2 separate regions of the Homo sapiens genome follow, and region 2 is linked to region 1. Evidence: read pairs that join two places in POLR2A ChIA-PET (ENCODE). Cell type or tissue: GM12878. All regions are shown on one strand. Each heading gives the region's core, and the rest is flanking DNA. Links, peaks and the distances in the headings are about the cores only.

Evidence for each region. Peaks named below come from ENCODE experiments on the same cell type or tissue, not always from the same donor. Only the 100,000 strongest peaks of a DNase experiment are listed, where the experiment ranks them.
Region 2: POLR2A ChIA-PET joins it to region 1 with 8 read pairs; 5 of 35 experiments call an interaction of 5 or more read pairs at or near these places.

What each region holds. Positions count from the first base shown.
Region 1 is chr6:111,424,023-111,430,356 of GRCh38, reverse strand. The region is part of intron 1 of REV3L (REV3 like, DNA directed polymerase zeta catalytic subunit); the gene reads left to right. It also overlaps the pseudogene BRD7P4. Among named protein-coding and RNA genes, the nearest start is that of REV3L, 56 kb to the left of the region's middle. RefSeq lists a silencer at 2,764-2,964. In GM12878, for the core only: no CTCF peak of the experiment used is centred there; a DNase peak (open chromatin) is centred at 2,846; H3K4me3 peaks cover 758 bases; H3K27ac peaks cover 1,254 bases.
Region 2 is chr6:111,301,518-111,307,851 of GRCh38, reverse strand. It overlaps REV3L (REV3 like, DNA directed polymerase zeta catalytic subunit), which reads left to right. Exons shown (of 32, transcript NM_001372078.1): 31 at 282-491. Among named protein-coding and RNA genes, the nearest start is that of SLC60A2, 45 kb to the right of the region's middle. In GM12878, for the core only: no CTCF peak of the experiment used is centred there; no DNase peak of the experiment used is centred there; H3K27ac peaks cover 315 bases.

The sequences.
Region 1 (6,334 bases), core at 919-5,918:
CATTGGGTGTTTAATGATCATGGAGTAGCCAGGAGCAGTAAAATCAGTCACAGGAAATGAAAGAAAGCACTTGGATCTTTTCTCTGCAATTGTCTCGCCAGTTGATTCAAAGCTTCTTGAAGGGGTGGGGTATCTGTTCTACTTCTTCTTGTTTGGCTAAAGTGCTTGTGAGAGGCTTCTCACCGGGCAAGTCTAATCCCACAGGGGCGTGACACTGGAGGTCTTTTTCTGCCTCATTCTCCACCCCGTCTCAATCTCGCTTCTTTTTATCCTCCTTAACTCTTATCTGTTTTCTCCCCTTTTCTTCCCCTGGAACCTGCTTGTCTCCTTTCTTTCTCTTTTTCCACTTTCTGTCCTTTTGTTTGTCATGATTGTTTTTTGTCTTCGAAGAGGCTGGAGTTGTGCCCCGAGCTGCCCACGGAGAGTTCGGTGACTTCATTCCCTCCTGCTTTGAGGACCAGCTTCAAGGGCTTCTCTACATACTCCTGGTAGAGGTGTTTGTCCGACTTGAGCTTCTTGTGCTTGTGCTTCTTGTCCATGTCCGACCGGGCCCCTGTGCTCACCCCCCGCGCCAGGCCCAGGCAGTGCGGCGCTGCTTCCGGTCTGGGCCAGGCGAGCCGAGGGCGGGAGCGGGGCCCGCGAGGCCCCTCTCGAGAAGCTAAAAAACCCTCTTTCCTATAACTCCACCCCACCCCGCCCCCCACATTTTGACACTATGTTGTGTTAATTTTTATGTTTTTATATTGCCTATCTCTTAATGGGTTGCTATAAGTATTACTGTTTTTGGTAGATTTGTCTTTTGGACTTCATACCAAACAGAGTTACAAATGGATTGTACACTACAAATTGCAGTAATAGAGTATTCTGGTTTGTTTGTGTACTTAATTTTACCAGTGGGTTTTATACCTTTACAAGCTTTCTTTTTGTAAGTTAGTGTTTTTTTCTGTCTGGTGGAAGAACTCCCATGTGCATTTTTTTGTAAGGTGGTTCTGGTGGTGGTGAATTCTCTTAGCTTAAGTTTGTCTGGGAAAGACTATGTATTTGACTGGGCACAATGGCTCACACCTATAATCCTAGCACTTTGGGAGGCAGAGATGGGAGGATTGCTTGAGTCCAGGAGTTCAAAACCAGCATGGTCAACATAGCATGATTCCCATCACTACAAAAGAAGATTTAAAAAATAAAAAGACAAACCAAAAACCCTCTTTTTTATATTTGAAGGATAGCATTGCTCAATACTTTATTCTTAGATGGCATTTTTTTAAAGCACGTTGAAGATGGCATTCCACTCTTTCCTGGCCTTTATAGTTTCTCTTAAGATGTCTGTTGCCAGACAAGTTGGAGCACTTGTATACATCATTTACTTCTTTTCTCTTGCTGCTTTCTTTGTCCTTGACCTTTGAGTGTTTCATTATTATATAACTTGGGAGTAGTCTTATTTGCATCAAATCTATTTGGTGTTGTCTTACCTTTATTCCTGTACCTGGATATTTATCTTTTTCTCAAGTTTTTGGGATTTTTTTCTGTTATTTCTTGAAATAAGCTTTTTGCCCCTTTCCCTTGCTTAACAAGAGCCCTCACTCTTAAATACCAATAAATTTCTTAGATTTTGTCTTTAGAGGTAATTTTCTGTATCTTAAAGGCAGCCTTCATTCCTTTCCATTGGTTTTTTTCTTTTTTCTCCTCATGTATTTTCAAATAGCCTGTCTTTGAGCTCACTGACTTTTTTTTGTTTCATATATCCTGCTATTGAGAGACTTTAATGAATTTTTCAGTTCACCAAATGTATTTCTCAGTTTTGATTTCTGTTTGTTTTCTTTGTATTATTTCACTCTTCTTGTTAAATTTCTCTAATAAATTTCTGTATTACTTTTCTGTGTTGTCTTGTAGGTTATTTAGTTTCCATTGTGCTATTGAGAGTATCTAATGAATTTTTCTGTTCACCAAATGTATTTCTCAATTTCGATTTCTGTTTGGTTTTTTTTGTATTATTTTGATCTCCTTGCTAAATTTCTCTAATAAATTTCTTAATTACTTTTCTGCTTTGCCTTGTAAAAGTTACTGAATTTCCTTATACCTGGTATTTTGAATTCTTGATCAGAAAGCTCATGTCACTGTCTTCTTAGGGTCAGTCACTGGTTCCTTGCTTTGTCTGTTTGAGGTCATGGTTCCCTGTTTTCTGTTGTTTGTTGTGGATATACATCTGTGTCTTTGCATTCAAGGATTAGTTATTTATTCTAGTCTTCTCTATCTGGCTTGTTTTGGTTTTTATCGAATATGCTTGCTTAGAGATTCTTTGAAGTTTACCTGTTAATTTTCTTTCTTTTTTTTTTTTTCTTAAATCTGCTAGGTTGCTGCCTCCTTTTCAGCACCTAACCTCTGGGTAGAGGTTCATGTCCAATGAACCTGTGAAATGAACCTCTTAACAGTGTGGTGCTGCTGAACAGCCACTCCAACTTGGCATCTCTTTTGGCTGAGTTACATAGCAGAGTTTCCAGGACTAGGGATGGTAGTCCCACCTCCGACCTCTTCTCTTTATTTCTGGTGGTTTTCAGGGATTATTTCTCCCTTAGGTATTTCCACTGCTCCCAGTTATTAGGACAGGGATAGGTCTCTTGCCAACAAACCCAAGATGGTGGAGAAGCCAGTTGTCCACCTCAGTTATACTTTTTCCAGTGTAGCAACTCTGAGTTGGGAAAGTTTTCTGCATGCTTGGTGCTGGACAGATTGAGGGGAGGGGCACTGTGATTATGAAAGTCTAATTTGCTTTCTTTTGCTCAGAGTTTTTTCACTTCTTTGTGGCCTTGGGAACTGTCTCCTCATATTTGAGTTCGGGATATTGCTCATGATCGTGTCAGCACTGTATTTGTGGTTTTGGTTTCCTGTGGCAGTGAGTGAAGCCAGGTTACTTCTGTACCACCGTTTTACAACCAGAAGTCTCTGTCCATTTTAAAATTTTATTGTCTTTTTATTATTGAGTTGAAAGAGTTGTTTGTTCTAGATACAAGTCCCTTATGAAATATATGATTCACAACTTTTTTTTCATTCTGTGCATTGTCTTTTCAACTTTCTTTTAGACAGGTAAAAGCTTAAGGTCCTTTAGTATTCAGCTACCATAAAATATGGTTGAATAATTTACTAGACTTGCATATAATGTTAATTACCAATAATATTTTATTTATTTGCATTTGAAGGAGCATTTAGGTATTTATGTACAAATTTGACCAGACAGTAAGTTTGTTTTGATTAACTTTTGATATTGCTTTAAATTGAGATGAATTTTCATGTCATAATCAGAATTTTTTTTTGAGACTTTGGTTTATTTACCTTTCAATTAAAATACCACAAAAATTAATGTGTGTGACCATTCTGGCTAAATTATCTGAAACTAAAAAGTGTTTGTTTTACAAGCCAGAATTTTATTTTTCACTAAGGTTAATAACACTAATTATTTTTATGACGTTTAGTCTGAAAGGTGCACATTTTCTTGGAGATTTGTGCTTGAAACTACTGTTAGAAGCTTTGTTTTTTAAGACTGAGCTTTTTAGAAATAGTTGTACCATGGCGTGTGCCTTTGAGCAGTACCCATATAGTTTCATAGTTATTGAAAATCAAGGGAATTGTTGATTTACTTTCTATAACAATAATTGCAGATTAAATTGCTTATGAACTTTGGATACAACATTTCATCAGATTTCTGACATATTAATCATAAAAGAATCATATTAATCATCAAACTACTGTTGTTCAGTTTGGAAGTTGGCCCTTAACCCATTTATGCCTAGTGTTCCATTATTGGGCTGCTAAGCTTGTGGGAGTTATTTATATCCTACTGCTCAGGGTCATCACCAAAGTCTGATTTTTCACACACAAAAAATTGCAACCTCTGGCATAAATGGGTTAATTGATTCCCTTCTAGTTCCGTTCCATAAAGGGGAGATGTGAGGACATTATACATATCTTCATTGTTTATAAGGAGAAAGAAAATAGTTTATAAGGAGAAAGTAAGATTTAAATCCATCAAATTTTCAGCTAGACTCAGTTGAAAGCCTTCTTAGAGGCCACCCAATTTGAAAAAGACATCCTGTGCATCAGTTTTACAGTAACAAATTCTCGGTTTTCTGACATCAACTGTGGGTGTTCTACAATTGAATTCAATTCTGACACTAACTACTACTAATGTATACCCTACAGGGTAAGGGTTCTGTCCGATAGTACTGCTCACTTCAGACACCAGCCACAAATGGAGTCCCTAGGCTCCCTGCACTTCTGCCCTACCTGAGGCTATCCAGGAGCCCCCAGCTACCAGTCATCTCATTGGTACACATGTAAACACTTAACACTTAAAAGAATCCAAACGTTTTAGGAGCTGTGTACCAGGAAGAGGGACAAAGACCAAATATATATTTCTTCTTATATCATAGTATCATACCCCCTCTTGTAAATTTTTCATTTTAGTTATTGAACTTTTCAATTCTGGAATTTCTATTTGGTTCTTTTTTTATAATTTCTCTCTCTTCATTGATATTCTCTATTTGGTAAGATGTTGGTCTCATACTCTCCTTTAACTCTCTTGACATGTTTCTTTTAGTTTTTTGAAATAGCTGGCTTAAAATCTTTGTCCAGTAAGTCCAACACCTTGGCTTCTTCATGAACAGTTTCTGTTGTCTGCTTTTATATATATGTGTGCATATATATATATATATGGTGCCATATTTGCCTGTTTGTGTGTTTTATAATTTTATTTTTGTTGAAAACCAGACATTTTAAATTATGTAGCAGTTCTCAAGTTAGATTCCTCTCTACCCACCCAGTTTATTTTTGTTGTTGCTGCAGTTTATTTCTTCAGTGATTTTCATGGGCTTATTTTGTATAGTCTCTATTCTTTTTTCTTTTTTGAGATGGAGTCCCACTCTGTCGCCCAGGCTGGAGTGCAGTGGCGCAATCTCCGCTCACTGCAAGCTCCGCCTGCCGGGTTCGTGCCATTCTTCTGCCTCAGCCTCCCGAGGAGCTGGGACTACAGGTGCCCGCCACCACACCCGGCTAATTTTTTTTTGTATTTTTAGTAGAGACGGGGTTTCCATGTTCGCCAGGATGGTCTTGATCTCCTGACCTCGTAATCTGCCCGCCTCGGCCTCCCAAAACGCTGGGATTACAGGCATGAGCCACCGCGCCCGGCAGTCTCTATTTGAAATCTCTGCTCAGCTAGCATAGTGGTCAGTTAATGGTTGACCAGAGATTTCTTTAAATGCCTCTTTTCTCAGCTTTTGCTGAGGGGCTCTGTGAGTATGTTGGGGCAGAGCCTCAAGATCAACCAGAGGCAAAATATTAGTCTTCTTAGATCTTTCCTGGGCATGTACATAGCCCTACACATGCTTATGGCCTTCTAAATTCCCTTAACTGTATCAAAGCTTTTCCAAGCCCCCGGTGGACATTTCATTCCTGTTTGTACTTTTGAATTTTTTGGTCAGCCTCTTGTTAGACCCAACTGGTAAAATTTCTCCAGGCAGCTACAGCAATTAAATAATTGCTGTTGATTGTTTTCCACAAAGACCCTGCCGCATATAGGGCTCTTCACATAGTGTGAGCCCTTCTTCAAATCAAATAAAGGCAAGTGCTGGGAATGGAGTGTTGTTCAGCAAGCTGCCAGACAAGTCCAATAGTGGCAGTTTTCTGAGGGTAGGGCTTTGGAGGAGCTCCAAATGGGTTCCGGCTCCTCCAGTGGCTGCCTGGCTGCTGGTTTTTACAGCTGCTATGGATGCAAGGCTTTGATTTTCAAGACTGTTTTGAAGCTGCAGAGGGAGAGATCAGATTAGAACAAGTTAAAATGCCACAAAGCTTGCTGTTTTAGCATTCATCTGGTGTTCTTGAATAAATACGCCTTGAATTGTTGCAAACCTTTAATTTCCAGAGTTCTGAAAAAGTTGCTTTTGACAGTTTTTGCCAGTGTTCTTGTTGCTTTTATGGAGGAACAGATATTGAAAGGTCCTTACTCAGCAATTTTGTAAATGCCTCTTTTCAGTCCTATATACTTTTATCTACATCCTGCCACCAATCTCTGATCCAGCCTCTCGTTACTTGCCTATCTCTTATATTTCCACTGGATCCTTGGAACACTGGTTCCATGGCTAATATGTTTATATTATCAAATTTTCACTATTAGCTTCCCTTTCTTGCCTGGTAGCCCTCTCAGGGCTCTGTCTGTCACATTTCACATAAATCAAAATATTTAGTGCCTCTCTTAAATATCGGCTCAGGATTCTTGCCTAGGTCCCTTCTCTTGTATTGGGTATTGGATATTTTCCCTGAGAAATCTTACCCAATTGTTGCTCAT
Region 2 (6,334 bases), core at 423-5,422, 120 kb after region 1:
TATGTAACAAACCTGCACATACCCTAGAACTTAAATTATAATAATAAAAAAAAAATGTATCTGATAATATTAAGATGTAAGTTCCATGAAGGCAAGGACTTCATTCATTTCTGTAGCTCCAGTGTCTGGAACAGTGCCTGGCACATAGTAGCTACTCAACATTTGTTGAATGAGTGAATGAACGAATGAATGAATGCCTGAGTAAACCTGTAATTAGCATGAAAATAGCAGCTTTGCTGTGAAGCTGACTCAGGCTTACTTCTGAATGGATGTTTTTATAGATCCATAAAGCTACCAGCTCCTCGCGAAGTGAACCTGAAGGGCGGAAAGGCACTATTTCACAATATTTTACTACCTTACACTGTCCTGTGTGTGATGACCTAACTCAGCATGGCATCTGTAGTAAATGTCGGAGCCAACCTCAGCATGTTGCAGTCATCCTCAACCAAGAAATCCGGGAGTTGGAACGTCAACAGGAGCAACTTGTAAAGGTACAGTTTTGTTCCATGGGCCCAGAATCACAAGCAGTCTGATCTTACAGGAAGATATAGTCACTCTTGAATTATAGTGTGAGATACAAAACTGGTGTGAAAAGTGAAATGAAGAGTCTAAATGATAAACTTCCTAAAAATCTCAAAAATATCATAAACTATTAATAATGGTTTGTTTTATAATTTATTTTTTGTTTTTTTTATGGAATAGTGTGTTGTGTTTCTTAATAGCTACAACAAGAATGGCCATCCATCCAATTTCTTTTATAATACAGGTTGAGCATCCCTAATTGAGAAAAATCAAAATTCAAAATGCTCCAAAACTGAAAGTTTTTGAGCACCAACGTGACTCTCAAAGGGAATGCTCATGAGAGCATTTCAGAGTTCAGATTTTCAGATTAATGATACTCAACCAGTAAGTATAATGCACTTATTCCAAAATCTGAAAAAATTTGAAATCTGAAACACTTCTGGTCTTAAGCGTTTCAAATAAGGGATACTCAATCTACAGTATTAAAAAGAAGAAAGGAAAAGTCTCAATTGCTCTACTAGTGCTTACCATTCTTTAAAGAAAAATACCTAGTTGTCTTAGAGAATTGCTTGCTAGTAAACTTGGAAGGTTTATAATTCTGTGAGTCCAGGTAGATGATTAATGGCATGATTGAGTCATACTGTGTGCCACAGACTGTTCTAGGCACCTTTACAGGTGAGTAAACTGATACAGAGAGTTTAAGTGATTTGCATGTTACACTGCTAAGTGGCCGAGCTGGGATATAGACATAAAATGCAAGGATGATTTTTCAAGTATGAGAATTCTAGCAGAAATAAACAACAAACATCTCAAAGTAAGTTGAAGAATGAAATCTAAAGAAAAATTTGCCACCTCGCACCCCCCAATAAAATCATTACTCCTTATTGTTGATAAGTCATCTCCGTTCTGTCCCTACCTGCTATCCCTCTGTCACGATTTCTTGCTCTTCTCTGTCACACTCTACCTCGACCCATACCATATTGAACTTCTCTTAGGTCTGTGAATGCCCCTCGCCGCCTCCTCCTGGCCTTTAAACACCCTGCTCCTTCTGCCAGGAACACTTTCCTCTACCTATCCCACCCCACCCCCCATCTTCTGAGGAATCAGCTGAAACCTCTGGACTGGGTGAAGCCTTCCTTGCAGTAGGCTCCTGCCATAATCTCCTCTGCTTTACTGTGATTTGGGGTTTGTCTGTCTTCCTCACTAAATAGCAAATGAACCAGTGAGGACAGAGGCCCAGTTCTTTGACTGTCAAGTCAGTTATGCCTAGCATATAGCCAAGCCCATGGGGCTGGTCTGTAAATATTTATTGAATAAATGAACAAGTTCCTGGTTAATGCATGATTAAAGAAGGAATATATCACTGGAGTTATTACCAACCAACTTTCAGCCATTTTTTACCAGTTTTGTGGTTCTAGTCAGTACAACCACTGAAGTCACTGGGTGCTCCCAGCTTCTATTTATTTAATAGACTTCTGTCCTGATGGCAGCAGCCAACTCTCATAGAAAATTCCCTTGCTGGATCCTAGTATGACGCCTAAATGAGAGCAGGACCTCCAGGGCTCTGCTAAGGTCAGGCTGTTAAATGGTCCTTTCCTAGACTTTCTTATGTTTTTTCTGCACTCAATGACAAACACATCACTACTTGGTGCCATCAATTTACCCAGAGCCCATCCTCCTTCAACATTAGGTGTTCATTCTTTTTTTCTTTTTATTTATTTATTTTTATTTTATTTTATTTTTGAGGTAGGGTCTCACTTTGTCACCCAGACTGAAATGCAGTGGCATGATTACAGCTCATTGCAGCCTCAACCTCCTGGGCTCAAGTGATCCTCTCAGCTCAGCCTCCCATGTAGCTGGGACTACAGGCATATCCCACCATGTTTTACTAATTATTTTTTTTTAGACATCGGGTCTCACTATGTTGCCCAGGCTGGTCTCAAACTGTTGGACTCAAGCAATCCTCCCACTTCAGCTGCCTAAGGGCTGGGATTACAGGCATGAACCATGATGCCCGGCCATCTTATTTCTTATAAAAATACAGTTTAAAAGAAAGTGATGCCACAGCCATAAAAAAAGAATAAAATCGGCCGGGCGTGGTGGCTCATGCCTACAAATCCCAGCACTTTCGGAGGCCGAGGCGGGCGGATCACGTGAGGTCGGGAGTTCGAGACCAGCCTGACCAATATGGAGAAATTCCATCTCTACTAAAAATACAAAATTAGCCAGGCGTGGTGGCACATGCCTGTAATCCCAGCTACTCAGGAGGCTGAGGCAGGAGAATCGCTTGAACCTGGGAGGCAGAGGTTGCAGTGAGCTGAGATTGCAGCATTGCACTCCAGCCTGGGGAACAAGAGCGAAACTCTGTCTCAAAAAAAAAAAAAAAAGAACAAAGAACAAAATCATGTCCTTTGTAACAACATGGATGCAGCTGGGGCTATTATCCTAAGCAAATTAACGCAGAAACAGAAAACCAAATACTGCATGTTCTCACATATAATGAACATTGGGTACTCATGGACATAAAGATGGGAATGATGAACACTAGGGATTCCAAAAGGGGGGTGAGGAGAGGAAAAGTTGAAAAACCACCTGTCAGATACTACATTTACTGCATGGGCAACAGGATCATTAGAAGCTCAAACCTCAACATCATACAGTATACCCATGTAACAAACCTACATGTATACCCTTGGATCGAAAAAAAAAAAAAAAAGAAAAAGCGATGCTATTTATAAATAATGATGGTTTGTCATCTTTCAAGAGCTATTTTAATTTGAGGTGTTTTTCAAGAACGTTCAAATGAATGTCTCCCATACACTAATTTGTAGAAATTTTTAATGAAGCAGAAATTACTAGAGATGTAATGAGAATTAGAAACACATCCAAACAGGAGATTTTACATCATTCTCAATCCAAGACCAATCAAGTGATCAGAAATAAGTGAAATTATGGAAATTGTAAACATTATAAGTCAGACCTTGTGATTATATATCAAACTCTGTAACCCAGTACCAAAAAATGTACTTCTTAAGTGTTTCTAGAATGTTTTAAATGTCTCCCATGCACTAATTTGTAGAAATTTTTAATGAAGCAGAAATTACTAGAGATGTAATGAGAATTAGAAACACATCCAAACAGGAGATTTTACATCATTCTCAATCCAAGACCAATCAAGTGATCAGAAATAAGTGAAATTATGGAAATTGTAAACATTATAAGTCAGACCTTGTGATTATATATCAAACTCTGTAACCCAGTACCAAAAAATATACTTCTTAAGTGTTTCTAGAATGTTTTAAAAATATCTGGCCAGGTGTGGTGACTCATGCCTGTAATCCCAACACTTTGGGAGGCCAAGGCAGGTAGATCACCTGGGGTCAGGAGTTTGAAACGTTTGGCCAACATGGAGAAACCCCAGCTCTACTAAAAAATACAAAAATTAGCCAGGCATGGTGGCATGAGCCTTGTACTCCCAACTACTCAGGAGGCTGAGGCAGGAAAATCACTTGAACCCAGGAGGCAGAGGCTGCAGTGAGCCGAGATCACACCACTGAACTCCAGCCTGGGTGACAGAGCAAGACTCCATCTTAAAAAAAAAAAAAAAAAAAAAAAAAAAAAAAAAAAAGTCATAGTCTGTTAAAAAAAAAAAAAAAAAGCCTCGGCTGGGGATCATGGCTCACGCCTATAATCCCAGCACTTTGGGAGGCTGAGGCAGGAGGATCACTTGAGGGCAGGAGTTTGAGACCAGCCTGGCCAACATGGCAAAACCCCATCTCTACTAAAAATACAAAAATTAGCAGGGTATGGTGGCAGGCACCTATAATCCCAGCTACTTGGGAGGCTGAGGTAGGACAATCGCTTGAGCCAGGGAGGCAGAGGTTACAGTGAGCTGAGATTGTGCCACTGCACTCCAGCCTGGGCAACAGAGTGAGACTCCATTTCAAAAATAATAAATTAAAAATAAAATAATAAAAATTAAAATTTAAAATTAGCCAGGCATGGTGGCGGGCACCCGCAATCCCAGCTACTAAGGAGGCTGAGGCAGGAGAATCACTTGAACCTAGGAGGCAGAGGTTGCAGTGAACTGAGATCATGCCACTGCACTCCAGCCTGGGCAACAGAATGAGACGCTCTCTCTCATCTCAAAAAAAAAAAAAAAAAGAAAGAAAAGAAAGCCTCAGTACATTTCAAAAAGTAGAAATATTACAAATGAATGTAATACAATGCTATAAAATGGTAATTAATTACAAACTAAAAAAAAAAGTGATCCTTCCACTTGTAAATTCTGTTAAACAAAATGAAAACACTGCAAATCAGATTCTAGATGGCAGACCTCAGAGAAAAATTCATCACCTTAACACTGTTAATCATAAACATGAAAGAATGAAAGCAAATGAAGCAAGCATCTGACTGAAAAATTTTTTTTGAGACGGAGTCTCACTGTTGCCCAGGCTGGAGTGTAGTTGGTGCAATCTTGGCTCACTGCAACCTCTGCCTTCCAGGTTCAAGCAATTCTCCTGCCTCAGCCTCCCGAGTAGCTGGGATTACAGGCATGCACCACCACGCCCAGCTAATTTTCGTATTTTTAGTGGAGACAGTTTCACCATGTTGGCCAGGTGGTCTCAAACTCCTGACCTCAGGTGATCCACCTGCCTCTGCCTCCCAGAGTACTAGGATTACAGGCATGAGCCACTGTGCCCAGCCTTGACTAAATTTTTTTTGAACAAGAAAGCCAAAGGATAGTAAAAAGAATAAAGATTAAAGCAGATATTTTTTAAGTGCCTGCCTCCCTATGTGCTACAAAGTAGATGTCCGGGTTGGGGCACTAAAGTTTTAAATGTAAGCCTGAATCAAGCTATAATGCTCAGGGTTTAAACCAGTAAAGGATCTTGAAACTAAACACTGAGTTAAATTTAGTGAGTCAAGTAATTCCATCCTGGCTTATTTATCAGACAAGCACAGAAAGAGCTTAAATATTTATCAGTTTGTCCTGGCACCTGAATGTAACTGCAATTCATAGAGCTGTAATACAGAAATTCTATATTTGGGAATAGATTTGAGTCTCTTGGCAGAGATCTAATTAGCAAAGGCTTCATCATAGAACAGCATACTCAGTCTTCATGGAGCATACTGAAGCACATGTTTGTAAGCAGTCTGCTTGTGACAATATCATAATATTGGATACAGTAACCAGTCTACTTAGAAAAAGTGTGCCCTTCGGTTAACTGGAAGATAACTGGGGCAAAGAACAAAACTTCACTGGCCTGTGAGCCATCTCTGAAACTGAAACCCTTTGATAAATATAGATCAAAGAATTCACTAGAGCGTATTTGATTTCTCTTAAAAGACAATCCAGAGTAGTTGTTGCCATTTGGTATGGCTTTTTTAAAATCACTTGTCTACACTATTCAGGTGAAAGTCGGCCTGCATTTTCTTAACCTTTGGAGTCTTCATTGGCATCCTTTTTAATTTTTTTATGTTCTTCATGTTTTATAACCTTTTTTTTAACTATATATGCAACTTGAGACTTTAAAGTATTTTTAAAAATTGATCATTGTGTAAAACATTATAGTGCTTCTCTTTTTAAAAATTGCCTTATGATTTATTATTTTCCTTAAGATCAGATCTTATTATACATCCAAATCATCTGGGAAGCCTTAAGAAGTACAGATTCTTAGGCTTTCATGCCTGGAGATTCTGACTCATTATGGGTCTGGGATGGGGCACTTGTTTATTTTTAAGCTCATTGTTAGCCAGGGTTAAGAACCACTGGTCTGCACCACTACTTTCAAATTCACATTATTTGATT